Linked DNA regions of Homo sapiens: region 2 is linked to region 1. Evidence: chromatin loops called from intact Hi-C (ENCODE). Cell type or tissue: natural killer cell. All regions are shown on one strand. Each heading gives the region's core, and the rest is flanking DNA. Links, peaks and the distances in the headings are about the cores only.

Region 1 (8,339 bases), core at 109-8,108:
TTTGACATCTAGAATGTCTTGTTGGGCAGAAAAGCGTTTGGAAAGCGTTGCTCCAGGTAGCTCTGATTACAAACTGGACCTTTTCGCGGGGTTACCTAGAGCAGTTGAGAGTGCTCTTTCTCCTGGCCAGGTGCAGTTGCTCATGGCTGTAATCCCAGCACTCTGGAAGGCCGAGGCGGGCGGATCACCTGCGGTCAGGAGTTTGAGACCAGCCTGGCCAACATGGCGAAACCCCGTTCTACTAAAAATACAAAAATTAGCCAGATATGGTGGTATGAACCTGTAATCCCAGCTACTCAGGAGGCTGAGGCAAGAGAATTGCTTGAACCTGGGAGGCAGAGGTTGCAGTGAGCTGAGATCAAGCCTCCAGCCTGGGCCTCAGAGCGAGACTCTGTCTTGAAAAAATAATAATAATAATAAACAGATAAATAAAATTTAAAAAAATAAAAAAGGAGTGCTCTCTCTCCTGAACTGCTGACTCGAGGACTCTCTCAGCCTGTTTTATCATTTGGAAGAGGAAATAATATATCTGCTTCGTACACATCTTTAGAAGTTTAAATAAAATGTCTGAAATATCAATGATTCTCATTATTCAAATATTTGTTTTTTAAGTCACAGTTGCAAGGTTATATACAGAAGCATAGGTTTTTATAACAGAAAAATAGACACTTAATATACTGACCTCTTACAAAAATAGTCCTGCTCAAGCATCCCATCTATGTATCATTAACATCTATTTCTTTCTACCCAGCTAAAATAGTTTATTAATAATCCTTGAATGTCACAAGATAATACAGAATAAATCAGATAATACATTAAAATGCACCTGATAATCAATATGCACCAGATAATGGACACAGTATACATCAGATAATACAGTACAAATTCAATGAAAGTTTAGTGTTGCAAAGGTAAAATGTAAAGAATGTCCTAATGTGCTCCCATGCTGCTTAAAACTGTTATTATAAATTGCTTTTTATTATAAATATATAAAGAATGATGTAATAGGCCAGCCATGGTGGCTCATCCCTGTAATTCCAGGTCTTTGGGAGGCTGAGGCAGGTGAATCACTTGAGGTTAGGAGTTTGAGACCAGCCTGGCCAACATGGTGAAACCCCGTCTCTACTAAAAATATAAAAATTAGCCAGGTGTGGTGGTACGCACCTGTAGTCTCAGCTACTCCGGAGGCTGAGGCAGGAGAATCGCTTGAAACCAGAAGCCGGAGGTTGCAGTGGGTCAAGATCAAGCAACTGCACTCCAGCCTAGGTGACAGAGCGAGACTTTGTCTCAGGAAAAAAAAAAAATTCTCAGTCACCTAGATTGAGAAATAGAACATTACCAAAACAGATAAAGCCCCACTGTGTTCCCATCCACATCACATTCACTTTATCTCCTCAAAAGGAAAGTGCTATTTTGAATTTAGTATTAATTATTTCCTTGCATTTCTTCCTACTCATATCATGTGCCTATATACATATAATATATACAAATGCCGATATCATACATAGCAATGTTTTACATTTCGATTTTTGCATTGTCAATGTAGAATTTTTAAACTTAAAAACATGCTTCATACAGCCGGGTGTGGTGGCTCATGCCTGTAATCCCAGCATTTTGGGAGGCCAAGGCAGGCGGATCACGAGGTCAGGAGTTCGAGACCAGCCTGACCAACATGGTGAAACCCCATCTCTATTAAAAATACAAAAAAAAATATTAGCTGGTCATGGTGGCGCGTGCCTGTAATCCCAGCTACTCAGGAGGCTGAGGCAGGAGAATTGTTTGAACCCAGGAGGCAGAGGTTGCAGTGAGCCGAGATCGCACCATTGCACTCCAGCCTGGGTGACAGAGCGAGACTCCATCTCAAAAAAAAAAAAAAAAAAAAAGCTTCATACAAACATGAAACGGGCACATGTCTGGCTGGGTGCGGTGGCTCATGCCTGTAATCCCAGCACTTTGGGAGGCCAAGGCGGGCAATCACTTAAGGCCAGGAGTTCGAGACCAGCCTGGTCAGCATGGTGAAACCCCGTCTCTACTAAAACTACAAAAATTAGCCAGGCATGGTGGCATGCGCCTGTAGTCCCAGCTACTCGGGAGGCTGAGGCACAAGTATCACTTGATCCCAGGAAGCAGAGGTTGCAGTGAGCCAAGATTGTGTCACTGCACTCCTGCCTGGGTAACAGAGTGATACTCTGTCTCAAACAAACAAACAAAAAAAACAAAGAAAAGAAAAAGAAAAAAGAAATGGGCACATGTCAAATGTTAATTTGACTATGTAACTTATTAATGAAGGAACCAGCAGGGTGTTAGAGCTGGGTCAAAGAAGTATAAGAGAGACTGGAGTGCTTACAGTCAAGCAGAGACAGAATGCTGAAAGGTTATGAAATTAGATATGTTAGTTAATATTCGAAAGGGCAACTAAACTGTAAATCTTGCCATTATCTTTTCTATCAGACCAAAATAATTTACATCTCTACTAGACAAACATTTGCCACTTTTCAATCCATAATCTATGGGTAATTTCATGGAGTCTGGCCCTAATCAACAGTAAATAGTAAAGCCAACAAAGGATCTCTTCCCTAGACCTTGAAGTGATCTTTGGGTGGACCCCTTAGACAATAATTTAGTATGACATTGAGAGGACACGCAAGCCTGGGCAGCATAGTGAGACCCGCCTCTACAAAAAAATTAAAAATTAGCCGGGCATGGTGGTGTGAGCCTGTAGTCCTAGCTACTCAGGAGGCTAAGGTGGAAATACCACTTGAGCCCAGGAGTTCGAGGCTGTAGTGAGCTATGATCATGCCATTGCACTCCAGCCTGGGTAACAGAGCGAGAACCTGTCTTGAAAAAAAAGAAAAGAAAAAAGAAAAAGAAACAAAAGGAAATGCAGCCATTTTTTTTTTGCCTTATTTCCAAGTTCTGGATAATTTTTCTTTTTTAACAATATAAATATTATCACTTATGTATTCTTTTGCAATATGGCTTTTCACTCAGTGTAGTTTGCAAGGGTTAGCCATGTGAATGCATGCTGCTCTAGTTCATTAATTCACTGTTGTATGTTGGTCTATGTAGGCATATCACAATTTATTCATTCCCTAGCTGAAGTACATTTGCTTTCAAGGTTTTGCTATTATAAACAAATCTCATACCTTTAATCAAATAATAATTTTGTCTCTTCAATCAGCTTTGATTTACTTTGTTCTAATACTAAGCACACAACTATAATTATAATTTCATTACTGATAAATATAAAATATTTTCCAAAACATCACAAATCTTTTTTTTTTCACTATTTACTATACACTTTTGGTCTTAATTTAAAGCGGCTTCACTATATGTGGTTCTTTTCCTCTTTTCCCATACTAATTACTGGTACTGGACATATACATCCAAAATCAAATAGTAGTGTCCTTTTTAAGGGATAAATGGGATGTGATGTAGAAGGGGCATAGTAGGGACTTCATCTGTTTTGGCAAATTTTTTCTTAATATAGGTGGTAGGCATGTGGAATTTATAACAAAAGTTCTGTCTCCAGCCCAGTTTCTGTTACATAAAACCATATAATTAACAGTTAAACTGGATCTGGTTTGACACAGATGTAGACGATATTAATAATTACTCCAGAACAACAGGCATAACTAAAAACTACCACAGGCAAAAGGGGAAAATAGAGAATGTAAGGGCTGGGACTTAAGCCCATGTTGCCCACCTCCAAGTTTCATGGACTTTTTCCTTCTCCACATTACTTTCTTCTCTGCTAGACTGTCCTGATGTACCTGCTCTGCACACAGAATTAGACGAGGCGATCAGGTTGGTCAATGTATCCAATCAGCAGTATGGCCAGATTCTCCAGATGACCCGGAAGCACTTGGAGGACACCGCCTATCTGGTGGAGAAGATGAGAGGGCAATTTGGCTGGGTGTCTGAACTGGCAAACCAGGCCCCAGAAACAGAGATCATCTTTAATTCAATACAGGTAAAGGAGAGACCCAAGAGCAGATACGGAAATGACACGTGCATACCTTGATTTCACTGTTAATTTACTTATGAATTGTGTCTGAATTTGAAAACAAGCTGTAGGAGGTATTCATATTTCCATTGTGATTGCCTTCAGGCTGACTTGATTTAACGTAGTTCATGGTCTTTAGAAAACAAGAAAGTCCATAAAGAAAATCAATTTAAAACACAAAATACTTTCTAATCTAGAAATGGCTATTTCTGCTTAGAGTTATAGGGCTATAACTGATAGAGGTAACCTTGAAGAAATATGGCCAATGTAGGTTTTAGGAGAGAAGACTTACAAATAAAGCAATTTGAGTTCAAAATTTGACTCTGAAACTTACCAGCTGAGTAAGCTTGGGAAAGTACCTCAACCATTCTAGGCCTCAGTGTTCCACCTGTAAAATGGTAACAATCATAGCTATCTTAACGTGTACACCTATAAAGTGATTAGTATAGATTTCTTATACAAAACAAGAGCTCTGTAAATTATAGCTCTTATTAGTTGCTGACACAATAAAGCCACTGAGTTATCTTGAGAATTAAACATTTATATGTTACTCGTCACATAAAAATACATTGCCAGCTGGGCGCAGTGGCTTATGCCTGTAATCCCAGCACTTTGGGAGGCTGAGGTGGGTGGATCACTTGAGGTCAGGAGTTTGAGACCAGCCTGGCTAATGTGGCGAAACCCCGTCTCTACCAAAAACATAAAAAATTAGCCAAGTGTGATGGCACACACTTGTAATCCCAGCTACTCAGGAGGCTGAGGCAGGAGAATCACTTGAACCCGGAAGGCAGAGGTTGCAGTGAGCTGAGATCGTGCCACTGCACTCCAGCCTGGGCGACAGAAGGAGACTCTGTCTCAAAAAAAACAAAAATAAAAACATATTGCCATCTTAAATTCCACCTATACCATGACTCCCAGATTCAGTCAATAACTTTTTGCATAACATGCAAGTGACTTTTCTTCCTAAGACATCCCCCCTCCAACACACACACATTACCTTAATCTACAAATGCGCCAGGCTAGTGATTCCTGATGAGGCTGGTTTTGAGGGGTTCCCAAAAAGACTTGGATACAAAAATTACTGGGCAGAGCAATTGAAGATGCAATATTCTGTGTGTAGTATGTTAGGTTATGTTGGTGCCCTATCCAGATCCCTGGGGATCCCTTTTACCAGCTCCCACTGGTGCTGGTGCTGCTGCTAACTGCTTATCTCTGAAACTTTCTCCCAAAGATTGCCCTTGGAGCACTTATGCCCCAGAGCTTCCTGCAGGATCAGGCTGAGGCTAACAGTCATCTGAAGCCATATCCTTGCTTAGCTTCTTTCACTTCTCTAGTTTGCTTTCCTCATCCCCTTAAAAGTTGCACCTGAGAGCATTCTTTATAAACCACTTCTGTCAGAATCTCAGGCACTGCTTCTAGGAAATTAGACTTATGGCATTCTATAATCCAGCATTTCCCTCTTTTTTCAAACTACAAAGCTGTGGATCATGCCTGATTTGAGAAATAAGTTTAGAAAGTCACAGCAAGCTCATTAAAAAACAAAATTAAAAACCATACAAAAAATAGAATAGGACAAAGTAGAAAATATTAGCATGCATTGCATTTCATAAGTCATATGCACATCATGGAATTTCATTTCCATTTTGTATGTGTATATGTGTGTAAACATATATACACATATGTAGACATACGTGTGTGTTTTGAATCATGATGTCAAGTGTATTCATTACTGCAGACCACAGTCAAAGGGTTTTGAAAGCCACTGTTCCAATCCCTGCCAGCTCTCTGATTCTATAACTCTATTAGATTACACTTGAGGAAGGTAAAATAATTCAATATATTTGATCATCCTCGCATATATAGACTTTTAGTTTAACGAGGAAAAAGTCTTGTATTGAAGAATAAAACTTGAAGAAAAATTTTAGCAGTGCTTTCAACCTTTAGAAATCTACAGTCAATATTTAGTTGTTTTTACCATTGTCAGTATTTTCTATTCTGTGCTTTGATTTACTTCCATTCTAGTGTCTCTTGAGTAACATAACAGATTTATCTAAAATTCTTTATGCTGATAACAAAGGCACTTCTATATAAAAACCTCCACATAAAATAAAATTATGGTTTTCAATTATACATTTTTATAACAATTATTACCACTTAAGAGCATTTACTGGGTGTCAGGCAATGTTCTAAGAACTTTTTCCATATATCAGATCATTTAATACCCTCAATGACCCTATAAAGGAAGTAGAATTCTTTCCCCAGTTTTTCAAATGAGGCACAGAGGAGGTTAAGCAACTTGTCTGAGCTCACACAGCTAGTAAATGGTAGAACTAGAATTCAAACTCAAGCAGTATTTCTCTAGAATCAGTGAACGTAACCACTTTGCTAAACTGCCTGTGAAGTTACTTTTCTCAAAACAGCTCCTATTTCACCATGTAAAGAAAAGTACAAACCCATAAAATAGCAAGTGCTGAAGAGAAGCCTTATGAAAGAAATATACAAATTCCAGCAAGTGAAAACGGTTGTGGTCCCTGGTTGTATAATAGTTACATGGGTGTTGACTTTACAATTATTTAAACCAAACATAAATACTTTATGCAGTTTTTATGTATGTTATACTCACAGAAAGAGAAGGGAAAAATTTTTAAATCATTCTCTTAAGGTTACATCAAGTTGCGTATCAGTTCAGTTCCATTTAAATGATTCAAATCAAAGTCTGTGCATTTGAGAATTCATTAAGAGAGTAACATACATGTTATTCATTAAGAGTAACATAAATTTTGCATTGATTCTTGCCAAAATCACACCTACAACCATAAATTGTAAATTTCTAGGAAAACTCAGTACAAAACTTGGTGCAATGCAATAAAGTTTGTGGCACAGACAGTAATACTCAGCAAACATCCCACCTCCTCTCTCATATTTTCCAGCTCCCCTTGTGGTTAAACGTTGCCATGTGGCAAGTTCTGGCCAGTGAAGCGTGAGCAAAACTGAAAAGGGTTCTTTGTAGATTGAGACAGTGAAGAGCCTATGTGTGCTCATCTATTCTCTTTTTCTGCTGAGGGCACAAAGAAAGTCCTGAAATCATGTGCTACAGCTATGAGATAATGTGCCTTTGCCTACCAGGCTTCTCAGTGTTTACTGGTGTGGAGCCCTTGTAATGGACACATAACATGAACAAGAAATAAATCTTTGTTGCATGAAGCCCTAGGAATGCCAGGACTAATCTGTTACCTCAGCACAACCCAGCCTATCCTGACTAAGGTGGTATTAAATTACTATTGAATGTGTATTGGGATTTAGTAAACTTCTACTGTATAATCCTTCTTCTGTAGGTAGTTCCAAGGATTCATGAAGGAAATATTTCCAAACAAGATGAAACAATGATGACAGACTTAAGCATTCTGCCTTCCTCTAATTTCACACTCAAGATCCCTCTTGAAGAAAGTGCTGAGAGTTCTAACTTCATTGGCTACGTAGTGGCAAAAGCTCTACAGCATTTTAAGGAACATTTTAAAACCTGGTAAGCAGAGTGCCTGGTTAGGAATGCCTTGTTGACAGGAATAGTTAATTCTCAAAAGGGAAAAACAAAACTTGTTTCCAAATACCTGGAAAACATGTTTAACCTCATTAATAAAGACATGAAAACAAACAAGATGGCATTTTCTGCCTATCAGATTTGCAAATTAAAAAAAAACCCAGGAAATCCTGATAGGAATGTGATGAAATGGGAATTCTCATATATCATGTATTGGTGGGAACATAATTGGTTTTGCATTTTTGAAAGCTATTTGATTATGCATATGAAGAGCCATAAAATTTCCTTTTGATATAATAATTCCACTTCCGAAATCAATCCTAAGGAATAAATCTAAATTTGATGAAAAGTTCTCCCTCCAAGATCTAGATTTGCAGCATTATTTAAAATATTAAAATGTTGGCCGGGCGCAGTGGCTCATGCCTGTAATCCCAGCACTTTGGGAGGCTGAGGCGGGCGGATCACGAGGTCAGGAGATTGAGACCATCCTGGATAACACGGAGAAACTGCGTCTCTACTAAAATAAAAAAAATTAGCCGGGCGTGGTGGCGGGCGCCTGTAGTCCCAGCTACTCGGGAGGCTGAGGCAGGAGAATGGCGTGAACCCGGGAGGCAGAGCTTGCAGTGAGCAGAGATCGCGCCACTGCACTCCAGCCTGGGCGACAGAGCGAGACTCTGTTTAAAAAAAAAAAAAAAAAAATATATATATATATATATATATATATATATATATATATATATGTTAAACATACTCTTAATGTGTAAAAACAAGAGAATGATTAAGTAGATTATGACT
Region 2 (8,339 bases), core at 196-8,195, 200 kb after region 1:
ATTGCCCAGGCAGAAGTCCAGTGGTGCAATCTTGGCTCACTGCAACCTCTGCTTCCCGGCTCAAGTGATCCTTCCACCTCAGCTTTCTGAGTAGCTGAGACTACAGCCACGCGCCACCGCACTGGCTAAGTTTTGCAGAGATGGGGTTGCGTCATGTTACCCAGGCTGGCCCCGAACTCCTGAGCTCAAGCGATCTGCCTGCCTTGGCCTCCCAAAGTGCTGGGATTACAGGCATGAGCCACCATACCCGGCCTCCACAAGTGATTTTGCTGCTCAGTCAGGGTTAAGAACCATTGATCTGGGGTGGGGGGAGGGGGGAGGGATAGCATTGGGAGATATACCTAATGCTAGAGGACGAGTTAGTGGGTGCAGTGCACCAGCATGTCACATGTATACATATGTAACTAACCTGCATATTGTGCACATGTACCCTAAAACTTAAAGTATTTAAAAAAAAAAAAAAAAGAACCATTGATCTGAGGTCGGGCACAGTGGCTTACACCTGTAATTGTAGCACTTTGGGAGGCCGAGGTGGGCAGATCGCTTGAGCTCAGGAGTTTGAGATCAGCCTGGCCAATATGGTGAAACCTGTCTCTGCTAAAAATACAAAAATTAACCAGGCATCATGGCACACACCTGTAATCCCAGCTACTCGAGAGGCTGGGGCAGGAGAATCACTTGAAGCAGAGGTTGCAGTGAGCCAAGATTGTGGCACTGCACTCCAGCCTGGGTGATAGAGCAAGACTCTGTCTCAAAAAAAAAAAAAAATTCACTTTTGGAGCTTTGAAAACCTGCTAATGCCTGGGCTATGCAGCTAGCGATTCTGACCTACATGGTATGAGGAAGGCGTCAAACACCTGCATTTAGAAAGAGCAAGTGAGAATGCCTGTTGTAGAAGTAGAAGATGGGAGGGGAATAGCATGACATGAGCTGCAAGAGGAAAGGCTGCGGCAGAGGGATATAGCAGTGACAAAGCACCTCTGAGGTTTGAAAGGACGAGGACTAGGGACAGCCACTGGGTCTGGCAAACAAGGTTTCATCAGAACCTTTAATAGGAGCAGTTTTAGTAGAAGAATGAGGGAAGAATCATTGGTGAGAAAGTTCTCTGAACTCTGGAGAAATTGGAAGCAAAATTACAGGTAGAATGGGAAGGTTTAAAGGATGGATGGAGATACGGTTAAATAATTAGGTAGAAGGGATGGAAATAGAGGGACTTGATGCCTGAGAGCTTCTATTTTCATTTTCTTTCTTTTTTTTTTTTGAGACGAAGTTTTGCTCTTGTCGCCCAGGTTGGAGTGCAATGGTGTGGTCTCCACTCTCTGCAACATCCGCCTCCCAGGTTCAAGCGATTCTCCTGCCTCAGCCTCCCAAGTAGCTGGGATTACAGGTGGGTGTCACCGTGCTCAGCTATTTTTTGTATTTTTAGTGGAGATGGGGTTTCACCATATTGGCTGCGCTGGCCAACTCCTGACCTCGGGTTATTCACCTGCCTCGGCCTCCCAAAATGCTGGGATTACAGGCGTGAGCCACTGAGCCGGGCCAAGAGAGCTTCTATTTTCTTTTTTTTTTTTATTGTACTCTAAGTTTTAGGGTACATGTGCACATTGTGCAGGTTAGTTACATATGTATACATGTGCCATGCTGGTGCGCTGCACCCACTAACGTGTCATCTAGCATTAGGTATATCTCCCAATGCTATCCCTCCCCCCTCCCCCGACCCCACCACAGTCCCCAGAGTGTGATATTCCCCTTCCTGTGTCCATGTGATCTCATTATTCAATTCCCACCTATGAGTGAGAATATGCGGTGTTTGGTTTTTTGTTCTTGCGATAGTTTACTGAGAATGATGGTTTCCAATTTCATCCACGTCCCTACAAAGGACATGAACTCATCATTTTTTATGGCTGCATAGTATTCCACGGTGTATATGTGCCACATTTTCTTTTTTTTTTTTTTGAGACGGAGTCTCGCTCTGTCGCCCAGGCCGGACTGCGGACTGCAGTGGCGCAATCTCGGCTCACTGCAAGCTCCGCTTCCCGGGTTCACGCCATTCTCCTGCCTCAGCCTCCCGAGTAGCTGGGACTACAGGCGCCCGCCACCGCGCCCGGCTAATTTTTTGTATTTTTAGTAGAGACGGGGTTTCACCTTGTTAGCCAGGATGGTCTCGATCTCCTGACCTCATGATCCACCCGCCTCGGCCTCCCAAAGTGCTGGGATTACAGGCGTGAGCCACCGCGCCCGGCCAGTGCCACATTTTCTTAATCCAGTCTATCATTGTTGGACATTTGGGTTGGTTCCAAGTCTTTGCTATTGTGAATAGTGCCGCAATAAACATACGTGTGCATGTGTCTTTATAACAGCATGATTTATAGTCCTTTGGGTATATACCCAGTAATGGGATGGCTGGAACACTTTTACACTGTTGGTGGGACTGTAAACTAGTTCAACCATTGTGGAAGTCAGTGTGGCGATTCCTCAGGGATCTAGAACTAGAGAGCTTCTATTTTCTAAGTGGCACTTCAGGCACAGTCACCAGAGGCCACATGGCACTGGTGACCAAGAACATAGGTTTTACAGCCAGATGACCTAGGCTCACATTCTCAGTCCTTTGATCTCTGTTCTTCTGATTCTCATTTGTAAAATGGGGATTTTTTTCTGCCCTGTAGGACTGTTGCGAAGGTTAAAGGAGTTAGTACCTATGATGTTTTTGGAATAATATCTGGCATGCAGTGAGGACTCAGTTTTGTGTTAACAGTGATAGAAGCAAGGAATGGGTTGGATGGCCAGGTCATCTCTGTGAGGCATGGAAAAAGAAACCCACTAGAGCTGCAAAGCGGTGTTCATAGTGTCAGTGGCCCAGCTAAAGCTGGAAACCATTAATTTTGTAACAGAACCAACTAGTGACTATTTTATTTTTTTTGGCAGAACTCAGCAGCAGGAAGAAGCCAAGGTAAGGCATTAGCCAGGGAGGTGGGGCAGAAGGGCCAGGGGCTGGAGAATCTCCAGTGCTCCCATGACTGTGGCCACATGGTTCAACTGTGATCCAGGTTGGGGTTCGTAAACTCAGAGGTCAGGGGGACATCAGGTGTCTGAGCCCTGGCAGAGTCCAGGGGAGATTTAGAGGCTGTGGAGGAGGTGGAAATGCAACAGGGAAGAGAATTATGACCACAGAGAGAATATCAATACGACAAGCATGTTTGAGGGCTCCCGGCTCAGAGTTTATTCCACTCCATCAATCATTTTCTTCTTCTTTCTTATTTTTATTTTTTATTTTTTTTTGATACAGAATCTCCCTCTGTTGCCCAGGCTGGAGTGCAGTGGTGGGACCTTGGCTCACTGCAACCTCTGCCTCCCAGGTTCAAGTAATTCTCCTGCCTTAGCCTCCCCAGTAGCTGGGATTACAGGCACCCAGCTAATTTTTGTATTTTTAGTAGAGATGGGGTTTCTCTACTGGCCATGTTGGCCAGGCTGGTCTCAAACTCCTGGCCTCAAGCAGTCCACCCGCCTTGGGCCTCCCAAAGTGCTGGGATTACAGGTGTGAGCCGCTGCACCTAGCCTCATCAATCATTTTCAAACTCTTCTGAGGAACCTGATGGTTCTTCAGCGATGCCTCAGGAATGATTCTTTCAATCAGGGCGACTCCATTTTCATTTGTTGAGACGTGGGGGCGTGGGTGGGGTGGATGGGGGCAGTGACAAAAGTATATTTTATCAATAAAATTTGACTAAAAAAAGTGGTGTTGCTTGTTTTTTGCTTCTGGTTTGAAAACCACTTTGGTTTGGCTGGATGAACTTGGGTTTGACAGTGAGGAGGTGTATCAGTCCGTTTTCACGCTGCTGATAAAGACATACCTGAGACTGGGTAATTTATAAAGAAAAAGAGGTTTAATGGACTCACAGTTTCACGTGGTTGGGGAGGCCTCACAATGAAAGGCACGTCTTACATGGCGGGCAGGCCAGAGAGACAGAGTCAAGGGAAGGGGGAACCCTCTTCTAAAGCCATCAGATCTCGTGAGACTTATTCACTACCACGAGAACAGTATGGGGGAAACTGACCCCATGATTCAATTATCTCCCACCGGGTCCCTCCAGCAACACGTGGGAATTCTGGGAGCTACAATTCAAGATGAGATTTGGGTGAGGACACAGCCAAACCATATCAGGAGGCATAGTTCTGTCTCCTCCAAACTAGCAGTGTAGTTTGGGCTAGGCCCTCACCTTGCTGGGTTCTCAGTGCTCTTTTTGGGAAATCGGCGGGCTGCCCTAGGTCTTTGCGAGCTGCCTTCCCTGAGGGCTGGAGTTGAGTTCACAGCTGTGCAGCGTCTGTGGAGCTCTGCGGGCGCCACCTGGTGGTCAAAACTGGCAGTGCCGTTAGCGGGCTCAGCGGGACGTGAGAACCCAGGCAGCTTGCTAGATGGGCTTCTATTTACATTAGAGAACAATCTCTCCAGGGGACAGGGTGCCCTAACCAGGGTAAGAGAGCTCTTTTGTTAGAATAAATTGAGGATGAGCTGAACATGGCACAGTAGCCAGGATCTCATCATGAAAATCAGAATAACTCATCCACATATGTGAATAATTTATGGCATATGCAGCCTGTTGGAGAGAGAAGGCCCATGCTATTAGTCAGAACTTACTTACAATCAGCTTGCTTCAATTAGGTTTTCCTTTATTGAAACAGTGACCTTGAAAATGACTTCATTTTCATATTCAGGCCTATCTCATGTGTTTCCCAGAATAGTTATAAAACTGATCTGATGTGTGTGCTGTTTATGTTCCAGCACTTGTTGAGTGGCGATGAAGTCAGGGTCACTCTACAATGAGCCACGACAGCCTCTTTTGTCTCTAAATAATTTTTAAAATGGCTGATTGGTAATACTGGAGAGCCAGGTGTATGATTCAGAAGGGTTACTGGAACAAAAAATTCTGAAAATGGCCTTGGATTGTTAATTTCCTATCCATGGGCATAGAAGGTGTCTGCAACACAGGCTCTGTCACAAAACAAATGATATAAAATGATAATAGAGCGGAAGTGGGAGGGAGTTTTTCTGTCATTGTGTTAGTCCCTGAACCCTCAAGGAAAGAGATAACAGTGCCTCTGGCTTTGGACTACAGATACCCACTCCCTTTGTTTAACTCCTACTTTTTTTTTTCCAGAAAAGTTTCAGACTAAAAATGTACCCTCCAAAGAAGTAGCTTCAAAAACTCCTTGCAAGAGCTCAGTTCCTTTACATTTATGGTCATTTTATTTTCTTTATGAGAAACTTGTGGATTAAAAACTATAGGCTAGGTGTGGTGGCTCATGCCTATAATCCCAGTACTTTGGGAGGCTGAGGCAGGAGGATCCATTGAGCCCAGCAGCCTGAGATGAACTGGGCAAGATAGGGAGACCCCACATCTACAAAAAAAAAAAGAAAAAAAAAAGAAAAATTAGCCAGCTGTGGCAGTGCATGCCTGTAGTCCCACATACTCAGGAATCTGAATCAGGAGGATCTCTTGAGCCCAGGAGTTCAGGGTTCATAGTCTCAACCTCCTGGGCTCAAGCAATTCTCCTGCCTCAGCCTCGCAAAGTGCTAGGCTTGCAGGTGTGGGCCACTGTGCCTAGCCATATCTTCATCTTTTAACTCTCTCTTCAATTGGCTTCAGTGACACTATTATCCAGACTCTTATTCTTCCTCTTTAAAAATCCCTTTTCAGTTTTTTTTTTGAAAATGCGAGTGTGTATGTGTGTGTTTGTGTAAGTTCTTGTTTGCCATTTACTGAGCCCCTCCTAAGTGCCAGGCACTGTAATAGTTTGCATACATTTTATAGTGTAATCCTCTGAATGGCTTCTTGACATCAGTACTTTAAATTTCCGTTTTACATGATGAGCCCATGACTCAGAAAAGTTAAATAACTTGTCCATGTTCTACAGAAAGTAACAGATTCAAACCCAGAGACACTGGTGTTCAGAGGTTGAGCTCTTACTCTCTGATGTTATACTGACTCCTCTATCATGCCTCTTGAAGTTTAACCTTCCTGAAGGTGCTGTCCACAGTCCATATTTCCCTAGGGAGTATTATTCTCACCCAGGGATTCAATGACATTTTTAAGCTGATGCATGTGAAGTCACTGTGTGCACTGTCATTCCACACCCATGCCCACTGAGCATCTCTAAATTCATGTCCCATAGGCCATGCAATTTATCAAAGCCCACATAACATGGGAATTTTACCCACTTCCAGCTTCATCCCATATTGCTCTTCTACTTGGTCAGGGCACTCCAGCTGGAATGAGACCACCACTTCTCCTGTTGTCCTTCCCAGCTTCTCCCCCACCTCCCCTTCCCCTAGTTTATAAGACAGGAGAAAAGGGAGAAAGCAAACAGTTGGAAAGAAACAGAAGTAAGATAAATAGCTAGACGACCTTGGCGCCAACACCTGGCCCTGGTGGTTAAAATAATAATAATAATAATAATAATAATAACCCCTGACCAAAACTACTGGTGTTATCTATACATTCCAGACATTGTATGAGAAAGCATACAATGAGAAAGCACTGTATGAGAAAGCGCTGTATGAGAAAGCACTGTAAAACTGTAAAACTTTTTGTTCTGTTAGCTGATGCATGTAACCCCCAGTCACGTTCCTCACGCTTACTTGATCTATTATGACCCTTTCACGTGGACCCCTTAGAGTTGTAAGCCCTTAAAAGGGCTAGGAATTTCTTTTTCGGGGAGCTCGGCTCTTAAGACACGAGTCTGCCAACGCTCCTGGCCAAGTAAAAACCTCTTCCTTCTTTAATCCGGTGCCTGAGGAGTTTTGTCTGCGACTCGTCCTGCTACACAGCCACACCCAACCTCCTTTCTGTTTCTCAAAGATGTCAAACTCATTCCTGCTCCAAGGCCGTTGCCCGGGCTCTTCTCATTTACCAGCATATACTTTTCACTGCTTATTTCACAGCTGGCTTCTTCTTGGACTTCTTGTCTCAGCTGAATTGCCATCTCCTTAGAGAAACTTTACGGACCATCCTATCTATGAAAGTGTTTCCCCTGTAGTTTTTCCTGATCACATCATCCTTTATAATTATCTTGGATTTTGCTTGGTTGTTGTCTATCTGCTCCCATCAAAACATATGTCCCTTGAAGTCGTCATTTGTTCAGGCACATATAAATATTTGTACAGGTTGTGCACTGTGCAAGGACACCTAGCTGAGGTGGGTGTGTGGGCTCAAATCTAGTCTGCCTCCACTTTCTGACCAGAAGGGCTATCTTTAAAAAAATTGTACAAAGACACCATCCAGGGTAGCAGTGGATGTGGCCCTGTGTGTCTTATCCAGCAGTTTATTTTCATAGTCTATAACAGTGACTGGTACATATTAGGCTTTCATAAAATATTTAGCAAATGAATAAAAGGGGGTGATGTAGCTGCAGGACAGTATTTTTTTTTTTTTTTTTGAGATGGAGTTTCCCTCTTGTTGCCCAGGCTGGAGTGCAATGGCACAATCTCGGCTCACTGCAACCTCCGACTCCCTGGTTCAAGCGATTCTCCTGCCTCAGTCTCCCAGTAGCTGGGATTACAGGCATGTGCCACCACGCCTGGCTAATTTTGTATTTTTAGTAGAAACGAGGTTTCTCCATGTTGGTCAAGCTAGTCTCGAATTCCCGACCTCAGGTGATCTGCCCGCCTCGGCCTCCCAAAGTTCTGGGATTACAGGCATGAGCCACTGCGCCCAGCCTGCTTGGTTATTTTCTATCCTGGCTGGGAGCAGTGGCTCAAATCTGTAATTCCAGTACTTTGGGAGGCTGAGGCAGGTGGATCACAAGGTCAAGAGATGGAGACCATCCTGGCCAACATGGTGAAACCCTGTCTCTACTAAAAATACAAAAATTAGCCTGGCGTGGTGGTACGTGCCTGTAATCCCAGCTACTCAGGAGACTGAGGCAGGAGAATCACTTGAAACAGGGAGTTGGAAGTTGCAGTGAGCTGAGATGGCGCCACTGCACTCCAGCGTGGCGACAGGTGGAGTCTCCGTCTCAAAAACAACAACAACAACAAAACAAAAAAATCTGTCCTGCAGCTACGTTACTCCCTTTCGTTAATTCACTAAATATTTTATGAAAGCCTAATATGTACCAGTCACTGTACTCCAGCCTGGGCAACAAGAACGAAACTGCATCTCAAAAAAAAAAAAAAAAAAAAAAAAAAAAAGGAAAATAACCAAGCAGTTCTAACATTTAAAAATTTTCCAATTGCATGTAGGGTAAAACTGAAATTCTTTCTGTGGTCAGGACCTACCTCCAACCTATATCTACCGCCTCATTTCACACCACCTTGGTTGCTATGATAAATTGCTGTGGTT

The links. Peaks named below come from ENCODE experiments on the same cell type or tissue, not always from the same donor. Only the 100,000 strongest peaks of a DNase experiment are listed, where the experiment ranks them.
Region 2: a loop joins it to region 1, with 4 times the contacts of the local background. A loop is called at or near these places in 6 of 110 quality-filtered maps.

Annotation. Positions count from the first base shown.
Region 1 is chr18:637,569-645,907 of GRCh38, forward strand. It overlaps CLUL1 (clusterin like 1), which reads left to right. Exons shown (of 10, transcript NM_001393344.1): 8 at 3,759-3,973; 9 at 7,342-7,529. It overlaps LOC105371952 (a long non-coding RNA gene), which reads right to left and starts at 7,346. Exons shown (of 7, transcript XR_935082.4): 1 at 4,341-7,346; 2 at 3,707-4,139. RefSeq lists an enhancer at 3,587-4,786. In natural killer cell, for the core only: no CTCF peak of the experiment used is centred there; no DNase peak of the experiment used is centred there; H3K27me3 peaks cover 242 bases.
Region 2 is chr18:835,174-843,512 of GRCh38, forward strand. No RefSeq gene overlaps it. Among named protein-coding and RNA genes, the nearest start is that of YES1, 27 kb to the left of the region's middle. In natural killer cell, for the core only: CTCF peaks have their summits at 4,350 (motif pointing left) and 4,550; a DNase peak (open chromatin) is centred at 4,328.